3 separate regions of the Homo sapiens genome follow, and all the other regions are linked to region 2. The links are chromatin loops, found by intact Hi-C in ENCODE. Cell type or tissue: heart left ventricle. All regions are shown on one strand. Region 1 overlaps ZNF521 (zinc finger protein 521). Region 2 holds the start of LOC105372031 (a long non-coding RNA gene). Region 3 overlaps ZNF521 (zinc finger protein 521).

Region 1 (8,000 bases), 48 kb after region 2:
GTTTCTGATCAATTCTTTTCTCTGTAAAACAATTTAAAGCAAAAGTAAATGGTATTGTCCCATTGAGAAGAACAGGGTTTTCCCAGCCTTCTAGGAATATATTTGTTTTAAATGTATTCACATCAAAGATTGATCAAGGATAATATATATTAATATAAACCATAGATTCGATCACCTAAATACAAGGGCTCATGACAAAGGCTTCTAAATACTGTCTCACTCTCTCTCTCACCCAAATCCCTTTCCGCTCATACTATCAATTCCTTGCTTAAATTCATTCTAAGCAAATCAATCCTTACACCTGTCTTGCCCTCATTTTCTACTTCCCAGTTGTGAAATTTCTCTTACATCCTATCAACAAATAATGGACTTAGGGGTGAAGAGTCCAGAGATATATAAATTAGTGTTCCACAACCATTTAATTTCCTATGCACCTACAGCTTTATCCGTCTTGCATGGTATTTGATCTGCAGAAACTTTTTCATAGAAAACCAGGACTAGAAAATAATGAGCAAAGCAAGAAGCAATCTCAAACACACGTGAGGAAATTATGCTTGATGTAAACCTACTTTGATCCTGTTATTGTCATTCAACACAAATACTAAATGAGAGAGGAAATGTCCTCCTCATTCCTGCACACAGAAGGCAAGTGGGAGGGTCTTGCTTTCTAACTAAAGTACAACTTTGGCCCAAATTAAGTTTGCTGACCCAAATCACAAGTCAAGAAGTTTGTTCCATAGAATGCATGTGCTGGAAATGTAGACTGTGGAAAACAGTAAAAGTTTAAGAATGACTTACTCTACATAGTAACAATCAATCACAGCTAACAGTCATTGAACACTATGTTCTAAACTCACACTGTGTCTGACATGCATAATCTCCTTTACTCCTTAAGGGAACCCTAAGAGAAGGGGACTATTAGTAGCTCCATTTTACAGATACAGAAGCACAAAGAGTTAGTTAAGCAACTTCCCCAAATCACGTGACTATTAAAAGGTGGAGCTAGAAATTGCGCTCAGGCAATGTGACTTGCCTTCCATGAATGCGATGAAACACAATCTTACCAAAAGACTTTAGGAGGTTTCTGACTGTCCAGTGCAGTTTAGAGTATCTTACCAGGCAAGTGGCTAGAATAAAGCATGCGGTCAAAAATAACGGAAGGAATCACAGGCGGTACTTCATCAGCATTTACTAGAATCCTGCTGGCCTAAAACTGGCAGAAAAAAAAAAATCCTCTCATATTCTAGGCAAAGCTTTTTGCCTTTTGTTCAAAATAGGATCCTGTTTTTCAGACTCTTGAAAATACTCTTTGCACCCTTCCTGAGAAAAGGATTAATTTTGTTAGGAAGTTGCCACTCGTTTATAATTATAGGAAAATTCTGTTTAAGAATCCAAGGGTTCCAAAAAACAACTCCTCTGCTCCATTTCCTAAACTTTCTACAGTTTGGAAGGTAAACTTGAGAACACAGAGCACCTATGAATATGTGTACTGGTATTTCTTCCAAAACATCCCAAAACTGTTTTGGGGGGATGAGGGGATCAGCTGCCTTTGGAGCCAGGTAGGAAGGCAGAAAGGAGGAGGGCCAGAGAGGAGTAGGGAGAAGCAGGGTGAGAAACATGCACATCGGAACCACTGGAAAGCCAGGCGGCTTGTGACCAGTGCGTCGGGCCACTAGACCAGGGAGCAAAGTGCAGGCTAGTCCTTCACACCCAAGCCTTAGGGGAGGCAGCACCCGGTGTCAGAATAACATAGTTCAGTGTTTGGAAAGAGGAAGTCTGCAGAGCGGCACTCCATCCGGCTGGCCAAGTATACAGGTAATAAAGTGTGAGCTTGCACATGGAGGGGGCGGTGCATGGTGGGGACAGGGAAATGAAAGGCAATGTGGATGTGCCAAAAACAATATTCCATCCCCACTGTGACAGGGCATCAGAGGGATCTTTTTGAAAGGACTAGTCAGAAGCCCAAAAAAATTAAGTTAAATTATATACAAAATGCCACACCTAAAAAGAAATATTATTTTAGTAAAAAATCCTACTGCTTTTTTTTCCCCCCTTTAGGCCTTTACCAGGGACACCTGCAAATAAGAAAAACAAAACAAAAAAATCCAGCAAGAATAAAGCACTTTCCAGACTGACAAGGACAGCAAAGAACACAGAAGATTTCTAAGTGAAAGGCACCACGTGGAGTAGAGATAAAAGAGCTTTTAAAATTTTTAGGGAGCCAGATTCAAGTGTTTCAGTGAATCCTTAAAGTGCTTAAGTACAAAATGCTTTCCTCCAATGCATTAAACCTACAGAGAATGACTTTAACCACAGCGTGCCTGCTTTGTGCAGGAAGCAGCTGGTACCTCTTTCTGTGTAATGGATGGGACAAGCACTCTATCCAAGGAAAGTACAACCAAAATCTCACAGGAGTGTTGGCATGAGCCTCTAACACATATCAACAAGCACCTCCACTCACTATCTTTTTTCTCAGCAAAGAGCTTCCACCAGGCCCCTCACTTTGAAAAGTTGCCTCCTTCTGTCTAAGGAAGAATTTCACCTCAGTCACCTGGTTTTGCACATCATACATTCCCACTCTTGCCTCTCCTACTCATGAGGATTGCTGTGCTCTAAGCTTAACCCTTGAATTTGCCAGCACTTAGCAAGAGTCAAAATCAGAGCCTAATTCAGGGGCTCTTCCCTGGTCTCTGGTCCAACATACGCTAATTAAAAGCTGAGGTCGGTCTCCAATTACTGGACCACAATAAATATGTCTATAAAACCTTCACAGGATTTTGCTGTATCAGCAAGAACATTAGTTTAAAAACACCAACTATACCCCCTCCAAGTTTATGTGTCTGCATTAAGTATAATTAATTTCATTGTCTTGATGTTTCACCAGAAAGCTTTCCAGAAAAATCCAAGAATATTATTCAATAGCTGAACATAAACTTAAATGGAAAATAGAAAATAATGTGCTGCTGGAAATCGTAAATTTGGGTAAATCTGAAAACATCTGACCCTTTTTAACTTCAAAAGCAAAAGATCTGAATACCCCCATCATCATTGACGGGAGTTTAAAACCTTATTATAATTTGCCAAATTCCAAAAGAGTTGGTGTTTTAATCCCTCACCACTTTTAAACGGAATCAGTTGAAGAAAAAAAATCAATGTCTGGAGACAGCTCTATGAATGTAGCCACACCTAAAAAACAAGCCAATACTTTCCCCCCCCCCCAAAAAAATTCATGAGCAGCAACAGCTGGAACTGTTTTACACTAGACGGCTGAGTTCTGTGAGAATGTCCTCCTTGTCTTTGTCTGCAAAGCTGAAAGAAGCTGGACTCAAAGGTAGTGTTCAGTCCCAGGAGGACCCTGAGTAAACATGAGCCTGAGCCCCCAGCTCCCTCCTGATAAGGTCAGGTGACATGGTGTCAAAAGACAGCCAAGGAAAGATCTAGAAAAGTGCACACACAAGGAGGATATTTTTCTTTCTCTTTACCAGAGATAATAAAGAACAGAAATGGACTTCAAAATTTTTTATTCACTTAAAATACAACAATGACACTCCCACCCTTGCCCTCAAGCCCTATGTATGTATGATAAACATTTACACACACACACATACACACACTAAACGCACTGCTCTAGCTATCCTTTACTTCCTGAATGAATGCACAACCGAGTCTGAAGCTTGCAGATCTACTCCAAATTGTCAAAGCAACCTGTCTTGATGAAATGTAGCAGCAGCAAAATAACAATACGTCACACAAAAAAATCAGCAAAGTCATCTCATCAGAAAGCAGCCAAAAAATACCCAAGTATTTCCAAAATCTGAGTTGAGACGAGAGCGCTGAGGGCCGGAGGAAAATTAAAAAGAGAGGCAGAGTCATAGGCATAAAGAAGTCTTCAATAAAGCAGTGAGAGTTCGAAAGGAAAGTAGCAACACCACAAGTTATGAAAAGGGGAGAGTACAAAGCATGACAGGCAGATGTAATAAAAGAAAAGCACCATAAAAAAAGAGAAAGAGATGAAGAAATATTTCCAAGTAACTGAGACAGGTACATTGGGAGTATAAAAAAAGAAACAGCTAAGCCTGGAAGGAAACAAGATGAAACTGATGATGCACCTAAAAATGAAAACAACTTTTTGCATGTAAACAAAAGAGGTTTCTAGTGAGAGAGACTACACAAACACTCATGTGCGTGCGCGCGCGCACACACACACACACACACACACAGGGAGGCATCAGGCATCTGACTATTTCAAAAGCCACATCTAAAATTTCATTAAAAAGAGCCCAGCTGCTTCCTTACCCTGACTTTGTCTTTAAGGACTTAGCTAAGCTGAAGGAGTGGCCAGAAAAGGGAAAAAAAAAAAAAACACTTCAACCCATCTCTCTCAAATTCTTTTATTTCAGCAATGCATTAAGCAATCTCCCTGCAGAGTTATTCTCTTCTTCCTGGTGTGGATAAAGCTTCCCCTGGGGAGCTCTGTAATTTCCAGCTTCTCCGAATTCAGGTATTAGTAAAGACCGCTTGGGGACACGCAACAATATAACTCTACATTTTCAGGCATTCGGAGAGAACCCCCTAAGGGTCCCAAGTTCAAATTTCTGAAATGTAGGCATTGTAAAAGGAACCTCGGGGGACTCCAGCAATAGAAATCTGCTGAATTCAAAGCATTTCCTAAGCCCTGGCAGGAGCCTTTGCTCCCACTGGAGGCTTTTTATAAAACATGTGTTGCTGACATGTTGACAGATTGCTCAGTGAAGTGTTAGGTGCATACACAGGCTGGCCATTTAGGGGGACATCAGTTTACCCTTCATCTCTACCTGAAGCACCATGTTTTATACATTACCCGAGGACAGGCAGAAAACAGACACTTTCCAACAAAGTATAGTATCACTTGGCAAAAGACAACCACCCCCTCACACGTACCTCTATCCACCACCTACAGAACTACAGACAGATTTTGTAGTTGCACTTCTCTCTCTCTCTCTCTCACACACACACACACACACACACACACACACACGTACGCGCCTGCGCGCGCACATGCACGCATGGCTATACAGAATCTCCCCAAATCACAAAAAGGTCAGAAAATAAATTAAGTGTACAGTGCAAGGCCCAGGCTTGAAATTGCCTCCATGTATCAGGACTGCCACCCTTTTGCTACACAGGCCAGAGCTCTGAGGGTATAATGAGCAAAGGAATTTTCTAATGACAGCTGACTGTTGGGAGGTAATCTGATCAAAGGCCGATATTAAATCCAACTTCTGCTCATATCAGGGTATTAGTGATGTACGACTTAATAACCCAGCAGCTCCAAAAGTGCTGCCGTGGCAACAGGATGGAAATTGGGATAATAATGTATTCATGGTGCTGGCGACCTGGGGCTGCAGTGCGCGCTCTCAGGGGAGGGCACTTCACCCTGAGCCAGACGTGTCTGGGCAAAATCACTTCACAAAGGACAGGAGTGGAATACTGAAGAGCTCTGGCACTGATGAGAGAGTCGATAAGGGGAAGAGTGGAATGAAGTGAAGGGAGGGAAGGAAAAACATTTTCAGCAGAAGAGCTTGAGTGGTGCTTCTCTGAAAAACTGATGGGGCTCAAGAAGCTCTCCCCGACAAGTACAACCAAAATGGATAATTATTAAATGAACATAAAACTACATTCTCTGCAAAGAGCTGGAGGATGAACAGCACCAGCTTGCATAAAATGACAAGATTTGCACATCAGCCATCATCAGCTTCCAGCCCTACCTACCACCATACAGAGGAGAGCCAATGTCTGCCACCAACAAAACACCCATTCTTCTCAATTGAAACAGATTTCCAATCTTAGCTACTATTTTATTCCTAAAGAAAAACAAATGTTGAGAAAAAACAAAGGTCATACAATAATCAGTCACATCTCATAGACTATATATCTCTCAGATATTAAAAATAATCTCTATTTTTTCATTTCTTGAAATAGAAGCTGAGTAACAACTAAACACCATTTGGGTAGGAGGAAAGAAAAACGGGATTTGAAGGTCTGGAAAGGGGAATCAGAAATTTAATTAAACGAAAAGGGGAGGAGGGGAAGACGCAGAGTCTAGGCCAAGGCACCTCAGCGGTTAAAAGCGTGCCCACCTAGTCTAATCTAACACAAGATCCTCGGACTCCCTGGACTGAGGAAATGAAAGCACATACAAGGGTGGTTTCAATTCCAAATATCTTTTGCAAATTACATCATATGGGACTTATATTTGCTGAAGACATCTTTAGAATATCAGTGAATACTCCAAAAGAAAATTCATGGACCAGACATGGACTTTGGGGACAGGAGAAGAAAATGGCCCATTTTTCTTATCTAGCTTAAAATACCTTCTTTGCTATAAGGAAAATGCTTCTCTGTAACTAATACAGAATATCCTCAAAGAACAAAGAGACCAAACATACCAAGCAAACTTGGTAAAAACGTGGCCTCAAGAAACACTCCTGGGGGGCCTGGTCGGCTTCTCTTCTGAGGAAACTGACTCCGTAATCATTCTGACATGCAACTGAGGAGAGAGCAGCAAATCCTAATTTCTTATTCTTGCAGCGCTTAATGCCAACAACGTACATATTGTACTCTTAAGCGCTCTTCCTGCCTTTCCTAGTATTACAGATAATTTGCTAGTTTCAGAGTGTACTTATTACAGGACTGTCAGAGGAGTTTTTGTTTCAACAACACGTTAACTTTACTGCACTTATAAAAAACATTATGTGTCCCCTGTGATTCTGTGTGTTTAAGAGCAGCGAAATGTTATTGATCCCGGTGTGACAAATCAAGAGTTAGGTAATGTCTACAAAACTCAATTTTCTGCAAGACATAAAAACCCTCTTTATGAAACCCCTCCTTAAGAAATTCAGGAGAAATTCAGAAAAAAAAAAAAGAGAGTATAAAGGTCAGCAACTATTCCTTATTAATGTAATCTAACTCTATTCCAATGACAGGCACATGACCACAGAGGCCAATTTAAACTAATATTTTTTTCACTACTGTAAAAACAAATCTGCAGGAAATTTAAAAAATTACTTTGATACAACTAGTCATCCTCCTCAGAAAGAGCATTAAATTGAAGCCAGTTTCCTCTCACTAAGGACTGTGTGACTTCAGATTCGCAGATAAGTATCCAACTTCTTGACCAAGCATTAGGATTCTACTTGCTTGTATCTGTCTACAATGGACTTTCACAGAACTCGTTTGCTTTAGAAATGTCACAATGCTGAAAACATCTCATTCTGATTCACATGAAATCTCTTAATTCTTATGATTTTTTTTCCTCTCAGAAAAGATATAATACTGAAAATGCCCCCCCAATAGTTTCAGCAACAAGAGTTGTAAACCTGATAGGTGACAGGGAAAGAAAAGAAAAAACCTCTACTGGGCAACATCAATAAACTGGGCGTGATGTGCACAAAATCCATTTGCATCCATAGAAATTTCATAACTCTGCATACATATTTGGATTTTTCCCCCAACTGTTCAGGGACAGTAAGCACTGATACTGCATTTAATTAACAAGCAAATGTGATGCCCTCCGATGTGAACAATACTGAGCCAATTGCTTAAGTTCTCACAAAGATAAATGTATTACAAGCACCACTGTACTACTGCAGAATATGACAGTAGTCATTTTCCTCATCTTCCCCAGCAAACTTTAGTCTCTGACAGGGCTAGCCTTCTGTCCACCTTTACCCTCAACTCTTTCCTTTCGGGTTTTAGCTTCCATAGGGAAATTCGCTTTCCAGATCCGTGGGTAGCTCACTCTTTCTCTTTTCCTCTTTTCTCTCCCTCTCCTTTTCCTCTACTGTATTCATCATTATTCAGCTGCATTATAACACTTAAAAAAAAAAAAACCCAGCTTTGAAAAAAAAAAAAAAAAGAAATCATTTGATTTTCATTGCCCTGGAGAGAATTAAATACCCCCAAGGAAAAATTCTGGTACATTCTCTGCACACATTTACATGCAGCCAGTGAAGTAAACA
Region 2 (8,000 bases):
CAAACATTAAATTATCAAACATGGGATATAATCTTGGGTCTTTACAGGCAGGTAACCTTGGCACAAGTGTTTTTCTATGGAATTCTGAGGCCAAGAATGCGGTTTATACCTCTCTTCTCCTTAAAACACGAGCAATACAATCATTGCATTATTTAGCAACATGGTAAGTTGATTCAGTAAATTTTTTTTTGAGGCTCAAACAATAGGGTAAGACTTGAGACCAACAAAATTTCAGGTTTCCCCCCACTTGCCTTACATAATTGTTTACTTCTGCCAGCAGGCTATAGGAGCAGTTCTGAAATTTCTTACTAAATAGAATTCACAGTACTTTTTCAGTCATTAGCTACCTGAGACACTTTAACATAAGCTGAAACTCCTGGGGGAGATACACAGGTGTGCACAAACACTAAGAGAAGTCGGGCTCTACTTAAAGAGGACAATATTTTGAAATGCATGTTTAATAGACACAGGTAACAAGGGTACTTGACATGTTACTTCAATGCCAACACAGTAACAATTTTACACCATCATATTTAAAATCTTCTAACCAAATTACAAAATACATTTTTAAAGCAATGATTTAAATTGCTAAAAGATAAGGTCATGCTAAAAAAAAACTATTATACATTATTACACAATTGCTTCCCTTCATTCTCCATAGAAATGTCAACAGTTTTAGAAAAGCTGTAACTTTAATAGCTATCATGCTTCTTTTTAAAAAAAAAAAATCAACAGCTCCACATTAAATTCACTCCTTTGTCATATAACTTATTTAACTACTTGAAAACGAATACCCTTTACTGGGTGTTCAAATGAGAAATGTGAACTTTAAAATTATTTATAATTCACAGATGCTTTTAAATTCTGTAATATTTTGAACTGTTCTAGAAGGACCAATTAAATGAATTAACAGTTAGGTTATGAGGAAGAAGGGTGGTCACCCATTAATAACAGCAGCTGTGAAGAGCGGGAGTTGGTGGTGCACATTTTTTAACAGTCTTAAGATGAATTCCAGATATCAGAGCTCAAGCTCAGAGGTTTTTTTTTTTTTTTTTTTGCCTTCAATACTCCCTAGTAAAAAAGAGGCTCGCTTTCCCCCAACAACACTTTAACACTTCAGATGAGCCAACAAAGAGATAAGGAGTTGTTATCACATCTCCATGGCTCTCCTTAGGTAATCCTGGGCTTTTCATCCATTCTTTCACCAGACACATTTCGATTGCATGTGCAGGGAGAAGTATAAATGTTTTGCTTGCTGTTGCTTAAAGTTCATTTGAACAGACGGAGCTCAATGAATTCCATCTTCCGCAGCCAAATTAAATAGAAAACAGTGCATTCTTAAGCAGTTCACACTTAACTCCACCTCTCAAATCAGAGGAAAAAGCTGACGTGAAACCAGTTAAAGAACAGTCATCCTCTCTCGCACGGAAATCAAGACATTGTGTTTCTGAAGCCAGACAGAAGGAAAAGTGGTTTCCAATTATGTGGGGGGTGAGAATTGCTTTTCTTTTTCTATCTTTTGGCTCACTTAAAAATATATATAACTAATGATAAGCACCCACCTCTTGGCGTTCAATAATTGGCAACTGTGTATTACACATCTGTTTACAGTGCCGTGACTGAGGGTGTTCTAAACCGTTTAACATGTTGATCTTTTCTTGAATAATGACAGACGTCACCAGAGTGGATTTCCTGAGTCTGTATTCTTTTTATTCTCTACTATTTTGAGTTAGAAGGCATTTATTAGTTACTATGTGCTCTTGTGTTTATATATGACCTCATACCACAAAGAATTTAAAGCAGTTTTTCATTGCTTTAATCCATTGATTTAATCAACTTTTATTAAGCACCTACTATGTGTTCAGGTCTAATATTGGCTTGTGAACTTTAGAAACTACTTTTTTTTTGAAGTTTTGATTTCCTTGTCTATAATATCAGAAAAATTTCGGCCTGCCTCAACATATGAGGTATTATAAGACTCAAACATGACCTTATATGAAGGAGTTTTCTGTACTGCTAAAATCTAAAAATGTATTACATTATTACTACTGCTATGAAAGCCAAAGTTACCTATAAGTGATAAGTGGTAAATGATAACTCATAAATGTGAGAACAGCAGAAAGGAATCAAAATTAACGATAATTTAGTTGTTGCAGTTTTCATATTGAGATTCTAAAAATTTTTAATGACTTAAAGGGCATTTCTGTTTATAAATAAAAATAAACAAAAATAAAGAACTACTATTTAACAATATTATTTAAATAACAATTTGATAGACAATATTATCATTATAAAATTAATATGGATTAATTTATTAACAATATTATTATTCTTGTTAAATAACAGTCTTAATAAATAAAAATAAACAAACAAAAATATTCCAAAAAAACTCTTCTGAATGCTACTCACAGATATCTTGAAAATCAATGTGTAGCAGTTCATTGGTTAATAGCTACACACACTGGCCAGTTGTGATTAATTCATGAGTGTTGTAAAGTCCACACAACGAAAGGGCCTGCATTCAAAGTCCAGGAGCCACATTCCATAGTGCCAGCACCACTCTATAAGTGACTATTTGGCTTAGTTAGAAAGTCCTTGAGGCCAATTCTATTTCACTTCAAAATCCTTTGCACCAGTGTGAAATATACGTACTGAGCTTTGAAGGATGACCTACACTTTTTAAAAATACTCAGTAAATTTCTCAATGCTACCAAGTTAATCATTAGTGATTTTAAATTAACTTCTTCACTGGGGAAGCAGAAGGTAAAGGGGATTCTTCCACTGAGAAAACTAAGTTCGGAAATGGCTTCGTTAGGGAATGACGGATCTTAGAAACTTCATTTCACCACGTTAATGGTTTTGGAAGAACTGCCATAAACCACCAGAATTTTCAAAAAACGAAATCAAATTCTATTTCAAAGCAGCATCTGGTCTAACAGAATGTTTTGTCTTGTTAAACTAGACTTTACTGACTATTTTTCCAACATGTAGGCTTTGGTCCAAGGCCGGAAAACTTTCAGTCACCAGGAATTATAACAGTCCTGAAATGGTATTTATTGGAGCCGAATTTCACCTGTATTATAACCATGGCAGTAGTAACGCCAACATGAATTTTCGGCAGCCTGAAAAGGCCACACTGTATACTTCACTGCAGACAAGGCCACTAGAGAATACAAAAGTGCTGAAAGGCTAAAATTTAATTAATGAACAATTAGCACCCCCTGTGGGTTCATTGTGCAGTAAAGTGATAAATATGGTTTGCTAATGTAGAAAAAGCTGTTACAAAGATTAGGGGGGAACTATTACTACAATTATCCATATGCCTTTGTATTACAACTGACCTCAGTACCAGTTCTTGATTTGGACATACATGTGTCTAACAAATGATAGGAATTGTTAAGGTCTGTGGCAAATAATCATTTTGAATTTTGTTAAAGCACAGACTGACTCACACAGGTTGTCAGGCTGTTTTCATAGGGTGAAAAAGCCACTGAGATCGCTAGTGAGTACACCCAGCCAACCACCCAGCAGCTGCAACTCAAAGTAGTATCTGTTGTCTGCTCCTCAGTTTTATGCATTTAATGAGGAAATTATATGCTACAGTGGTATTAAGGAATTCAGAGATGAGGGGCTGGGCGCGGTGGCTCACGCCTGTAATCCCAGCACTTTGGGAGGCTGAGGCGGGCAGACTGCCTGAGCCCAGGAGTTCGAGATCAGCCTGGATAACATGGTGAAACCCCGTCTCTACTAAAATACAAAAAATTAGCCGGGCGTGGTGGCATGCGTCTGTAGTACCAGCTACTCAAGAGGCTGAGGCAGGAGAATTGCCTGAACCCGGGAGGCAGAGGTTGCAGTGAGCCGAGATCACGCCACTGCAGTCCAGCCTGGGTGACACAGTGAGACTCCATCTCAAAAAAAAAAAAAAAATTAAAAAGGCATTTCAGGGATGTTGGACTATCTTGAGACTTCATGCATAAGAAAGACTCTACAGTAGGGCCAATCACTAATATGCCTTATACAATAGAATTTTTATAGTGTTTCAACAGAATTATTACCTTTCACATTAACACTTACATGGTAAAACTGAAATGGAAAAATGAGATTGGATTCCAAGTAACCCAAATGATATAAGACAATCCTTTATCTCAAATGAGATAATGTTTATAAAAGTACTATATAAACTGGAAAGCCAAAGCTATTTTCTTAAAATCATCTTTAGTTAGGGTATGACAAAGTATCTCTACACAGGTCTTATGATATTAAGTACATGTATTTATAGAGTTTTTAAATTTATAATTTTGCTAATTCAGCAAAATATAAAAGAGGCATTCTGAAAATAAGGCGAATTATCAATTTGAGGACTTTCCAGTTACCCTCTTTGCCCTTTATGTTTTATTTTTCACTTTTGGTTTGATTTTTCTCTTCCCTAGAATCTCTACCTTAGAATGAATATGATGATAACATCCAAGCCAGTTCATTTCATTATTTTTTTCTTGGTAACAGCCCTGGTAATTTATTTATGGGAACCAGTACAGTTAAAATTGTGGCACACGGTATGTGTACGCTTGCATGCTTTTATCCACAGTTGACTAAATGTTCAGAATAGACTAAGTGATTTATGCCAAAGTAGTTTTTCAAATATTTTAGGTAACTCTCATTACAAAAGTGCTAATCGTAGTAATTTGACACTTAATAGGACTAAATATCTGTACAATCATGTCTTAATGAAATATGTCTCTAAGGGAAGACTTTATGACGCTACTTTCTACTGATTAATATCTATAATCATATTTTTATTAAATTATATATATGTGTCTATATATAAATAACACATATTATCTGAGATGATACATCTTGGCAAATATTCCAACACCTGTGACAAAATCAGGCCTCAAAAACCCCATGATACCTCCACATACTAGCATCTTACTTTGCCTCCATCCAAGATACTTTAAAAATAACAAAATAATGTATAAGAAAAGAATCCAAGGTAGTGTGGCCACAGTAATGAGACACATTGCTAATATTCAAAGATATAAAACCTACCAGCACAGTTTTAGAATCTTCACTGACTCAATACTGTCTGTACCAAAGGGCTGTTCTCTGAAATCTTTACAAAGCTTCCTCCCACATCTGAGCTCTGCTCTTTTCTCTTAAGATGGCCTGTTGTTTGGCATGGATTGTGCATACCTCTGGGTCTGACTTTAGGGCTCAAAGGAAAGAAAATGAGTGAATGTGATTGAAGCCTACACAGAGAAAAGAAAGTCAAGGCTGTCATTCCTAACTTTTCATGTATATATATGAAACATAAGATTTAAGACCTGTGAGAAATGTGGGCCTTTAGGGGAAAAAAAGTGCTAATTTTACAGATGAACAAATAGGTCAACGAGGATGAGTAACATGTTATAATCTTGTACTAACAATAGTAGTTGACAGTGGCACTGAAACCCACATCCAAATCTCCAGTGCCGAGGCAAGCACCTTGGCTCTACGTATTAGAAAACCCTCAAAGTCCATCCTTCCCAAACTCTCCTCCACTAAAACAACAACAACAATAACTCAAATGCTGAGTTTTTATGGGTAAATGAATAAACCTAAAGTGGTGTTTAATAGTGTTTCTCTTTTAAAAAAAATTCATTGTTTTTCATATTACTAAACCAATTCATGCTAACTGATGTATGTATTCACACATATACAGAAGAAGACAAAAATTGCCTAACAACTCTACAAACCTATAACTCTCTGTTAACAAGTCATGACAGCCAATTTCTTAATTTGATTTCACTGCTGGCTATTGACCAGAAAAATCCTATATATACACATCTCCTTAACAGTGGGTCTGTTTGCCTCTCTCCTGTTCTTCCATCCTCTGCTTTGAGCAGGGTGGTATGGTCGGATCAGGTATTGACAAAGCAAAGCAGAAAAAAAGACACAGTCAAACTGGCACTGTGGCCAGCTTTACTTTCCTCTCACACCCTTGCCTGTAGGGACATATTCCCTGCCACTGATTCAAATGAAGGATCCTTCTCACCTATCCCTTAAGCTACCCTTCTTCAATTATCATTCCAGCTATCCTGGCTGTACACAACAAAACCAAAGGCTGACCCTCTACCACAGCCAGATGACACAGGGCAGCATTTCTTAGTCTAATCCACCAATCACTAGCAGACCAACTGCTTGAACTGCCTGTTTAAAATGCAGACACCTGGACTCCACCCCACGCCTCCTGACTGAACTTCTGAGGATGGGGCCCAGAAATCTCCCTTTTTTAGCAAGTTTCCTGAGTCTTCACCTGCATTCCCAAGCTTGAGAATCACCTTAGAATCTTTTCTTTCCCCTGAATCACCTAAGTCCTTGCTTGAAGTTTGCTGCACTCAGCTGTGCCTTTCCCGTGTTTGCTCCTCTGTAATGGAACATCATTGATGGAGGGCTTTCTCGCCCTTATTCAAAGACCAAATTGAATCCCAGTTCTTCCAAGAAGCAGCTTTTACAGAAAGAAAATTAGATCACTATATTCTTTGCCCTCCTATCCTTTAACAGCCCCCCTCCCACTTTGAGTAGGACTCCATATTTCAAATCTTTTCAGTGAAATACTCAATTAGCTCCTGCAAGTAACTTCCTCTCTGTAAGAGCGTTGGCAGCAGCTTGTACATTTCCAGAAAAAGAGTGACCATTTTAAAGAGTTATACAGTTCCAAGTACATAAAGCCTGGTATTACATGCTTAGGAAACATAGTTCTGAGTAGACAGCCGTGTTTCAAGTGTGTACATGAAAAAGTCTGTCTGCTAAACTTTTGTTGATGATTACTTTCAAGCTGCGTTAGCTAGATGGGAAATATTAATACACTATCAAAGGTAGCTCATCCTGCCAACCATTTCAACATAGAAAGAAGGTTGTCACAAAACTACAAAGCAAATGAATATCTGGAGTAAGAAGTGAGAAAAGAGGAAGGGAGCTTCCTATATTCAGCAATACTTTCTTTTTCCACTCAGGGAGGCGATGCTAGAATTGCTGATTAAATGCCTCAAGTTTGGACCTCTCTAGAAATTCTTTGTTCTTTGAACAGGCTACAGTCTCTTGCAACTTCCGGGGTTCAGAATGTAAGTGTGGTATGCCATACAGTAAATGAAGCCTTCTGTTGTCAGAGCTGGAAATAGGAGGGGGGAGGAGAAGGAGGGCTTGATCTCAAGTGATTTTTATTGGCTTCATTTACATCCTGTTTAAGGTCTTCCAAGTAGCTCAAGGTGTCTTATCTCTGGCTACCAGGGGGTATTTTGCAGTCAAAGCAGTTAACATATTTTCTCTCTCCCTCTCCTCCTGTCCCTTTCCCTCAAGCTCTCTTTTTTTTCAAGCCATCTTATCTTATCACACACATCTCTTCAGGCTGAGGAGAACCCATACTTATCAGAAGCAGTGCACTCTATTGTCGTTCAGGGCTGTTAAAGACAAATGATAGTGTAAGTCAAAAGAAAATCAGTTAACCTCTTCTGCACTCCGTTTTGAAATACTCTGGACTGCCTCACCTTTATTAGTCCTAAGTGGCATCAGAAGTGCCCCTCAAATTTCCATGCATACAGAACATCCCATCTCCCCCATCAGAGTAAGAAGACTAGGGACAAAGTTGCTGGTCACTGTTGGACACTGACGTCACATGAGGCACTTCTGCCTTTATCAGACTCCTCCCCACTCTTAGGTGACTTATCCATGATCTCACAGGAAGTGGTAGCTTCAAACATCTATAAGGAAAAACAACAACAACAAAAACAACAACAAAACCCAGAAACTAAAGGAGAGTAAGGGAAAGTGGGGAACAGTAGTCAAGAGACAAGGAACTTCTCCCCAGATATGCCTGAATGCTTGCCCACGACACTGACATAAACACGAGAGGGCTGTCAGAAGCATACGCAGCACGCATCTTCTGTAACAGCAACACAGACACTATTATTCAAACCTATTAAATCATCACACAATCTGCTAGAGAGCCTGAGTGTTGAAGAGCT
Region 3 (8,000 bases), 68 kb before region 2:
ACAGCAAGCTACCATTTCAAGAAGGTTTCATATTTATCATGCATTTTGACCACATTTTTGCACGGAAAGAAACTAGGAAGATCAAAGTAGTCCTGTGTGTTACTATCAGTTTAATTTAAACTGCATGCGGGTATAGCAATGCTATCCTTTCCTATTTGGGAGCATATCTCAGGAGATTTTTGCCCTCGCTCTGGGACTAAGTTGTCACGGTTGGCTTCTCCCCATACAAGGGAAGCATTTGGGTCAGACTATGTGTGAAAAAGGAAGGAAAAGGTGGTTAGAGTGCCAGGAGATCACACTGCTGCCCCTCCCTGGGCACCCCCAGGAGGGGGGCACTCAATTCACTATTTATGCTGAAAGTGACAGAAGATGACCAGCTGGCATTTTTTACTCTTATTTGTTTTTGTGTAATCAGAATAATAGTTATACCCACTGGCGCAGTATAAATGCAATACACCTGGATAGGTCTGCCCCTCCAGAATACAGAGGAAGGGGTATTAATTCATTTTCAATAGAGATAATAATGAACACCGATGTCGTGCTCTTTCCGAAAGATATGACTTTCGTGTTCGTGTGTGGCTAAGTATGTCAGAGCATCTGTACACACCAGTTTCACTTTCAAACATGCATTTTAAACTGAAGCACTCTTTTAACCCCATATGGTTTTTCAGTTGTACTGTATTCTATGCTTCTTTTCTTTTTCAAAATGCAATTAATATGGTTGTGTGTTAAATGATTCAGTGAAAGTAAATCTTTTATATTCAGGTAAGCAATTCAGCCTTGTAAGGTTTTATGGGAATTAGATTTTTCTGAAGTCTGGGTTGAGCATGCCCATAACTCTGACAGAGCCCTGCAGGCTCTTGTCTTCACCTTCAAATCATAAGACAGAGAAATCAAGCTCCCTCTGTGCTCTCAATTATACCAAAAAACACGGAGCAGAAGTCTTCAGTAATTCAATCCCTGTGGAAGCTTCTTCACACTGTTTGCGCTGTTGGAACTGCTGACAGCAGCAATCCCACCGTCCCCCGGTAGACTGTCAAAGTTCCTCATACAGTGTGAGCAGCTCTGTTCTGTCCCACAGCTCCTTCTCCAGAGACCTCAGAGCACATGCATGACTTTTGATGCTTGCTTGATACAGTGGCCAAGAGGCCAAAAAACATCACAATGAGAGTTCTCATACTCCTACAAGGTGCTTTGTACTCAAAGTAATAAGTTCTGTGGCTACATGTGGGCCTGAGTTGGTGTAATTTAATCACAAGTACAGCTGCATAAACACTGTACTAAGGAATGTCTGCCTGCAATTGGATTCTTTCTTTGAAAACACACTGTAGAAAATTCCTGAGTGCCATTTTCCATATGGTTAATGAGCAAATGTATCATGACCAGCTTTTAAAAGTAATTTGAATTTATGAGTTGCACTGATTCTAGCACATGTGCATAAGAAATCACACATACGCTGGGCTCTTCCTTATCAGGCAACACCATTTCATCGTTTTCTGCCAAACAACACCAAAAAGAACCACTCTGTGTGTTTAATTGGCTTAAATCATCAGTTACAGCCTACAGCCATTATTTCCAGAAACCACCAACCGCTTCTAGTCTCTCCTGTCAAAAAGTCTTAAAGGTAGGTTAGTCCACATATAACACAAAAGTGCTATCCATTTTTTAAAGTTTTCCTTTATAAATACAGATTTGAAAAAAATCTTTAAAACTCACTTTCTCAACACAATCTCTGCTGTTCCATCACATTCAAGTTTTTCTACTCTTTTTAATGAAATAAAAGACACAGGGTACAGATTTTTCTACAAATCAAACCTGTTGCTATATACTTCATTCTCTACCCTTTGACTGTAGCTCAAGTGGGAAGCATAAACAGAATGAATTGCTATCACGATATTCAAAATTCCAAAGTAGCTGAGTAAATTTGAAATTCACTAGATAAATAGAATTTGCCTCAATGTGTGGGCTGAAGTTAACTGGATTTTTTTAAACAAGATTCTTGTTATCATTTTGCCATAGGATATATTTCTGGTTCTAGATCATTATGCCTGCACATTAAAAAGATTGCAAATCATTATTTTTAAAGAAGAGATAAAGACACATATGCACACATTACCCACTGACGTAATAGAAATACACTTCACTATATTGTACACTGTCAATCTTTCTTCTTTCTGTTGTTTGTAGACTTTTAATACAAAAATATAATTCAAATCTTTTCCTATGTAGGAACATAGCTGCTTCTGCCTGCAATCCCCTAAATCATGCCACAAACATCCATGTTTCTGTTAACATGAATTATTATAGAAAACATATAACTAGACAATTGGCAGAATTAGCTTTCTTTTATAAGACAGCGCCACATATTTAAATATTGATATTAATGTTTAGTCCAACTCCACCTATAACTGTATGATTACTGGTGCAGTATTTGATTTAGTTCGTACATTAATATTTGTTGAAGATATGGATTAACCAATATTATTGAGCTAATATGCTATTAGTGTTGGAAAATAATGATTACTTTTTTTCATTAACTAATAATAAACTTAAATTTGCTTTACTTTATATATTTCTCATCACTGCTTTTCTGCTGATTCAGCCTTAGCCAAGCACACATTCCTAAGGCTTAAGAAAGTGAGGTTTAATTGTTCTCTTCCTAGCACAGGTGAACCTAGTTCATCTGAATGGGTACTTACTGTCTCACAGGGAAGTGGTCACCAAATGGTAATCAATATGGTGCCATGAAAGTTCACCTGGAAGCCCTGTCTTAAGTATACTTTAATTTTTACAGATTCACATTCACAATTTTCCACATTTCTGTGGGCTGCTTGTCTCTTTACCAGCCCAAAGTTCACAGAATCTTAAAACATACAAAAAACACTTGTTTTATGTAAGTGCTTCTACAGTAATAGGCTGAATTTTTAAAGGCAGGTATCAGTATTAATACTAATTCTAAAGGTAAAATACTCCAAAATGACAGAAGTGTTTTAGGAATAAGATAAATCCAGTAAAATTGGAAGACACAAAACCTACCTGACCAAAATTCTTGAAGAAGGACCATATTGAGTAAATCTGTATTTTTGTCTTATTTTTGGACAAAGGTGGATGCTTGTTATTTTTGAAACCTCAAAAACCTTCTTGGTCTTTTTATTTAAAAAATGCTTTTCTATGGCCAATATGAAGAAATGTCTCAAATTATACCAATTCATGCCAACACTGTTGCATGAGTATTCTAGCTACCATTAAGCAGGCATTTGGTGGAGGAGGAGGGACTAAAAATTTATGATACAAACTGGAGTTATGGATTGCTCTGTGGCTTTGTGCCCCATCTGTCAAACTGGGGTGTCTGAACGGAGAGAAAGCAAGAAATTCCCACAAATCACAGATTGCAGTGCTGTTCCGCTCCCTCATTACTTTAAAGGTATGATTCTGTGTGAATAAAAAATGTACAGTTAGCATTCTGAAGTATTGAATGGCTTTTAAAAGCATTTAGAAAATATGTACAAGGATGAAAAGGTCACTCGCATAAAAGAGGGTATGCACAAGGTGAAAGCCTAATGAAACATTATGCGGTATCTTTTTTGGTGCTCAGAATAGCTCCAAGGTTAAGAGACTCCGAGTCAGTCTTCTGCAGATCCATTTCCTCTCTCCAGGCTTCTCATGTTAACCCAGTGATTTAGTGCTCTGCATTAAGAGCAATTCACCTGCCTCTGGTGTCCCTGTGGCCCGTCCCTCTAGGGAGCGAGGTGGAGAATAAAAAGTTCCACATATGGTAAAGTCAAGCTGCTTGGAGCCTGCTGAGTGTCTGCTGTGGGGATAGCGGCTCCTGAAAGCCCCAGCTGGTACTTGGAAGAGATTCTGCATTACTACACCTCAGTGCCTGCCTGGTTCCCTTCGGAAACTGTTGGCTCCACATACGACAGCCATTTTAGATCTCTTCAACCCTTTTCTCCCGGTTCTGTATCCAACTGAACAGTTGGTCCTCTACTGCTAGATAATCAAATTCTTCCATCTGGTCCTATCCCTGTGGAACTGAAAAGGTGTAGTGTGCACCCGGTCCCAAACACATACCAGGAGAGGCACAGACTTCCCAACAAAAAGCAGTCCACAATAGACAACTGCAAAACCTTGATTTTAAATATAGGGGAAGAAGGGGAGAAGACAGTTAAATATCTATACAATTATCTCCACAAAAGAGATAGTCAGAACGTGCCAAAGTCACTAAACTGCGTGAGCTACAAATACAGTAAGAACACATTCCTTACACTTTTGACTCCTGCTGGAAGTATCAAGCCAATTACCTGAGATATCTTCCAGGCACGTACAGTACCTTCCTTGACATATACACCACTCTGTGTCTATGTCAGTGTGACCTGATCGACACTAAGTGTGAGTAAACTGGGAAGGCAGGTTAGTATTTCTCCCAGCTGCAGTAGTTTACCCATCATCTCAGTTTAGCAGGAGACTCAGTACACAAACTGTATCACTGGGTCCTACAATGACTGGTTTCTGTGTCTGGGGTGTGTGTGTGTGTGTGTGTGTATTTCATATTGTGTGAGGGACAGAAAAAGGAACTGTAACAGGTAATAGTTTCCACAATTATTCCTCCTACATTTTCCTGGCACTATATTATAATTCCATGGACAGAATATATACTTTGCTTTCCTTCTTGAGGTGGTTTGGCTTTCCCTTTTAACTGTCCAACTATTTCAGTAACAAAAAGGTCATCTTAATTTAGCCTCACTAGTTTCTATGGAACCTACAGTGGTTTGCAAAATACATATATTTTTGGACATCTATTATTTTCCTATTGCTTTACTGTTTTTAAGGAACTTTAACATGTCTTTTGAATTGATCTTCATGAGAGTTGCATGAAAGTGCCCAGTACTGGTATTTTCAATCCACACTTGCTAGATAAAACAGCTGACCCAGAATGACAAAGTGACTTCCTGAGGGTGGACAGCTCATACAAGGTACATCTTGTCACAGGACTGCAGATGTCCAGGTCTGGTACAGGCCCAGAATTTCAAGTCATTGATGAAACAATGGGTATTGTGTGCAAAGCCAGCAATTTTTGTGTTGAGATTTGTCTTACTTTCACTATTTTTTTTAATAAAGACTAGTTTAAAATAATTAAATACCATCCCTTTACTTTATAAATACGAAAAACCAGAGGTCAAATGACACATCTAAGATGGTAAAATCGGTATCTCTTATATTTTAAATAAATGACGACCTACAATTTGCATGATTCTTGAAGAGCAATTGTCCTGAAGTTGCTTCTAGGATACTGAAATGAGGGTGGGGAATAGAGTGTGGAGGATGGTGGAATATGTTTAAGGTAACTGGATTAGCAGTTTAGAAAAACAGAGTAAGAGATCCAAAGGTTAATCTCACTATACTAATAAGGTCCTTATAAATCTTCACTGTTTTTCTTCGGTATGTATGAGTCACTTATGCTGCAATTATAAAATACTTTTGCATCTTATTAGGACTTTTTCTGAAGGAAACTTAAAGTGTGTCACTACTCAGCCATTTTATTAACAATATAATACTGATCTAGGGTGTATTCTTTCCCAATAAACATTATTCTGATTTCAAATCATAAACAAGAGTTTACAGTCAATAAGACTAGCAATACCTCAGTTAAGCTGCAGATGTTAATAGAAGTAGTTTTCTTTCTTTCTTTTTTTTTTTTAAGGAAAACTCACTTATCTCATTTAAGCACAACCACCAAAGGCGGCGTTCAATGCTCAAGTCACAAAACCAACCTTCTGGTTCCTATCTTCACAGTGATTGGAAAATCTTCACTAACCTGAAATGTCAGAAATAATGATCAGATTGAATATGACTTCATAAATAATTTAATAATAGACTTAGAGCATCTCATTCCCTATTCTGATTGGTGGAAAATCAATTGCACTGTGCTTGGCAATGACTGACTTCCCATTAGAGTTTTTCCTAATTACAGCCAAATACAACATCTTTGTCCTTCCGTAGAGCCAGACTGCAAAGTAAAAAGTTGTTTTTAATATAAATTTTAGTTCTTGTAAACCCTTAACAATAGTCATTCTTCATCCTCTCTAAATCAGTTTTGACTACACTAAGTGATGAGTCTGTTGGTACACACTATCTCTGGTTTCAAATGACAAAGCTTAACACATGAGTTGTTAACTATCTGTAATGACACTTAGTTGATTAATGCTTCAGTGACACCCAATTTGATCTCACGTCCACTATTAAATCGTAGCCGTGTAACATAATTTAGTGTTGAAAGATTTTATAAAGGAGGCAAAATTGGCTTTGAAGGCCATGCACATTTTTAAAGGTAAGACTGATCATACAATTCAGGCCTATTTCTCCCTTGGAGTTTCAAGGAATTAATTTTTCACTAACATCTACTAGATGTTGTATTTTGGCATTTGCATTTATGAGTTAAAAATTTGTTTTGTGTCCAAATAAATCAGTTGCTACCAGTGGATTTATTTATTGGGACAATCTGATTCCAGTATTAAGAAGTCAGTGTTAAGAAAATATAGTTAGATGGGACAAAAAACATAAGCTGTGGCATACTGTCTATATCATGTACCTTTAGTTATGAGAGACAGACAACTTAAAATAATTGCATTCATAATTGTGCTACAGAATTCATATGTAGACTGAAACATAAAATTTTTATTTAGGGAAATGAGAATCTGATAAATGAGCATTATAAACAAAACAACAACAAAAACTAAGTGGTGAGTTACTAGGAATAACTGCATTCTGCTCACCTCACACACAATCGAAATTAGAAACCATTACTGCATCGAAGACTTGCTCTCAATAGCAGTTAAGCTTCTTTGAATGGATTCCCTTTTGTATAAAAAGTATGCCAGTCTTTGACTGCCAAAATCAATTAGTCACATTCATTATGCCTCTATTTATTAATGTTGTACACTTTATAATGCATGTGCTAATGGAACAAAAGAAAGTTATGGAATATCAAATATGTGTTATGATTAAAATCAGAGCAAGAGAAGTAATGATCGTTAGTCTTAAAACGGTTACAAAGCCACTGTAAAGATTAGATTAGTGGTGACAGATTTATAATCTTTTCCAAAATGTAATCCTTACTAGTTCAGATTTTGCAATAGAACAAGTATGTGATGGTTACAGGTTATTGGCTCCAACCGTTATATTCATGAGACTACTGTGCTTCTGTCTACTGAAATCCAATACACAATATAATCTTAACAGATGCAATTCTAATCTGCACTGCACTGTAATAATAAAATGGGGCAACATAAGGCTCTTTACTGATATAGGGTTCAGAGTTAATTCAATGATGCTAAGAATGACTGACTGGTATTAAAAATCAGCAAAAAATTAAACCTTATGCTAAAATGAATGAAGAACAATCTTGGCATTCTCTGGCAGGGTAGATTTTAATGGAATTTACTGTCAAGCTGCCACCCCTAAACTTTTCACATGAAACAAAAACTGTAATTTGTCTCCCTGTAATAAACAGTGTTATATTGTTTATTTCTCCTCAAGTATTGCAGCATATAAGTTGATACACACCATATGATATGATTCCTGCAGTTCTCTTTTGGGGGGGAAGAGGGGGCATGAGGTGGAGAGTACATGTATTAATTGTTTTAATTGAAAAGAGTATTAATTGCTTCTTCATATTAATGTTCAAATTTAGAGAGTGACAGCATAGATATGCTAGAACATTTGAAGATTGAGAGGAAAACCATACACCCATTTAGGCCTGAAATTATATCAGACATTCAATAAATACATTTCTCACGCCTCCTAGGATTAGCTTCTAAAATGCTGCTTGTGGCTCTACCCCAGTATGCTGTACTTTCCAAAAATTCAACTAGCTCACTGAGCCTCTTTCTATTGCCGATTTTGGCAAGCTATTCTATATTCCATCTATTGTGTTTAAAGAAACTTCCCCTCAAATTGCTAATATGAGATAGTCCAGTCGAGTCCTCCATTTCAGTCAT

The links. Peaks named below come from ENCODE experiments on the same cell type or tissue, not always from the same donor. Only the 100,000 strongest peaks of a DNase experiment are listed, where the experiment ranks them.
Region 1: a loop joins it to region 2, with 2.3 times the contacts of the local background. A loop is called at or near these places in 29 of 110 quality-filtered maps.
Region 3: it touches region 2 in a loop (2.5-fold over the local background); 7 of 110 quality-filtered maps call a loop at or near these places.

What each region holds. Positions count from the first base shown.
Region 1 is chr18:25,280,715-25,288,714 of GRCh38, forward strand. The region is part of intron 3 of ZNF521 (zinc finger protein 521); the gene reads right to left. Among named protein-coding and RNA genes, the nearest start is that of ZNF521, 67 kb to the right of the region's middle. RefSeq lists an enhancer at 4,075-5,779. In heart left ventricle, no CTCF peak of the experiment used is centred here; no DNase peak of the experiment used is centred here; H3K4me3 peaks cover 1,518 bases; H3K27ac peaks cover 3,387 bases.
Region 2 is chr18:25,232,625-25,240,624 of GRCh38, forward strand. All of the region lies in intron 3 of ZNF521 (zinc finger protein 521), which reads right to left. LOC105372031 (a long non-coding RNA gene) reads left to right here and starts at 1,406. Exons shown (of 4, transcript XR_001753378.3): 1 at 1,406-1,491. In heart left ventricle, a CTCF peak has its summit at 3,212; no DNase peak of the experiment used is centred here; H3K4me3 peaks cover 1,184 bases; H3K27ac peaks cover 2,238 bases.
Region 3 is chr18:25,164,432-25,172,431 of GRCh38, forward strand. All of the region lies in intron 5 of ZNF521 (zinc finger protein 521), which reads right to left. Among named protein-coding and RNA genes, the nearest start is that of LINC01894, 180 kb to the left of the region's middle. RefSeq lists an enhancer at 273-1,875. In heart left ventricle, no CTCF peak of the experiment used is centred here; no DNase peak of the experiment used is centred here; H3K4me3 peaks cover 1,809 bases; H3K27ac peaks cover 805 bases.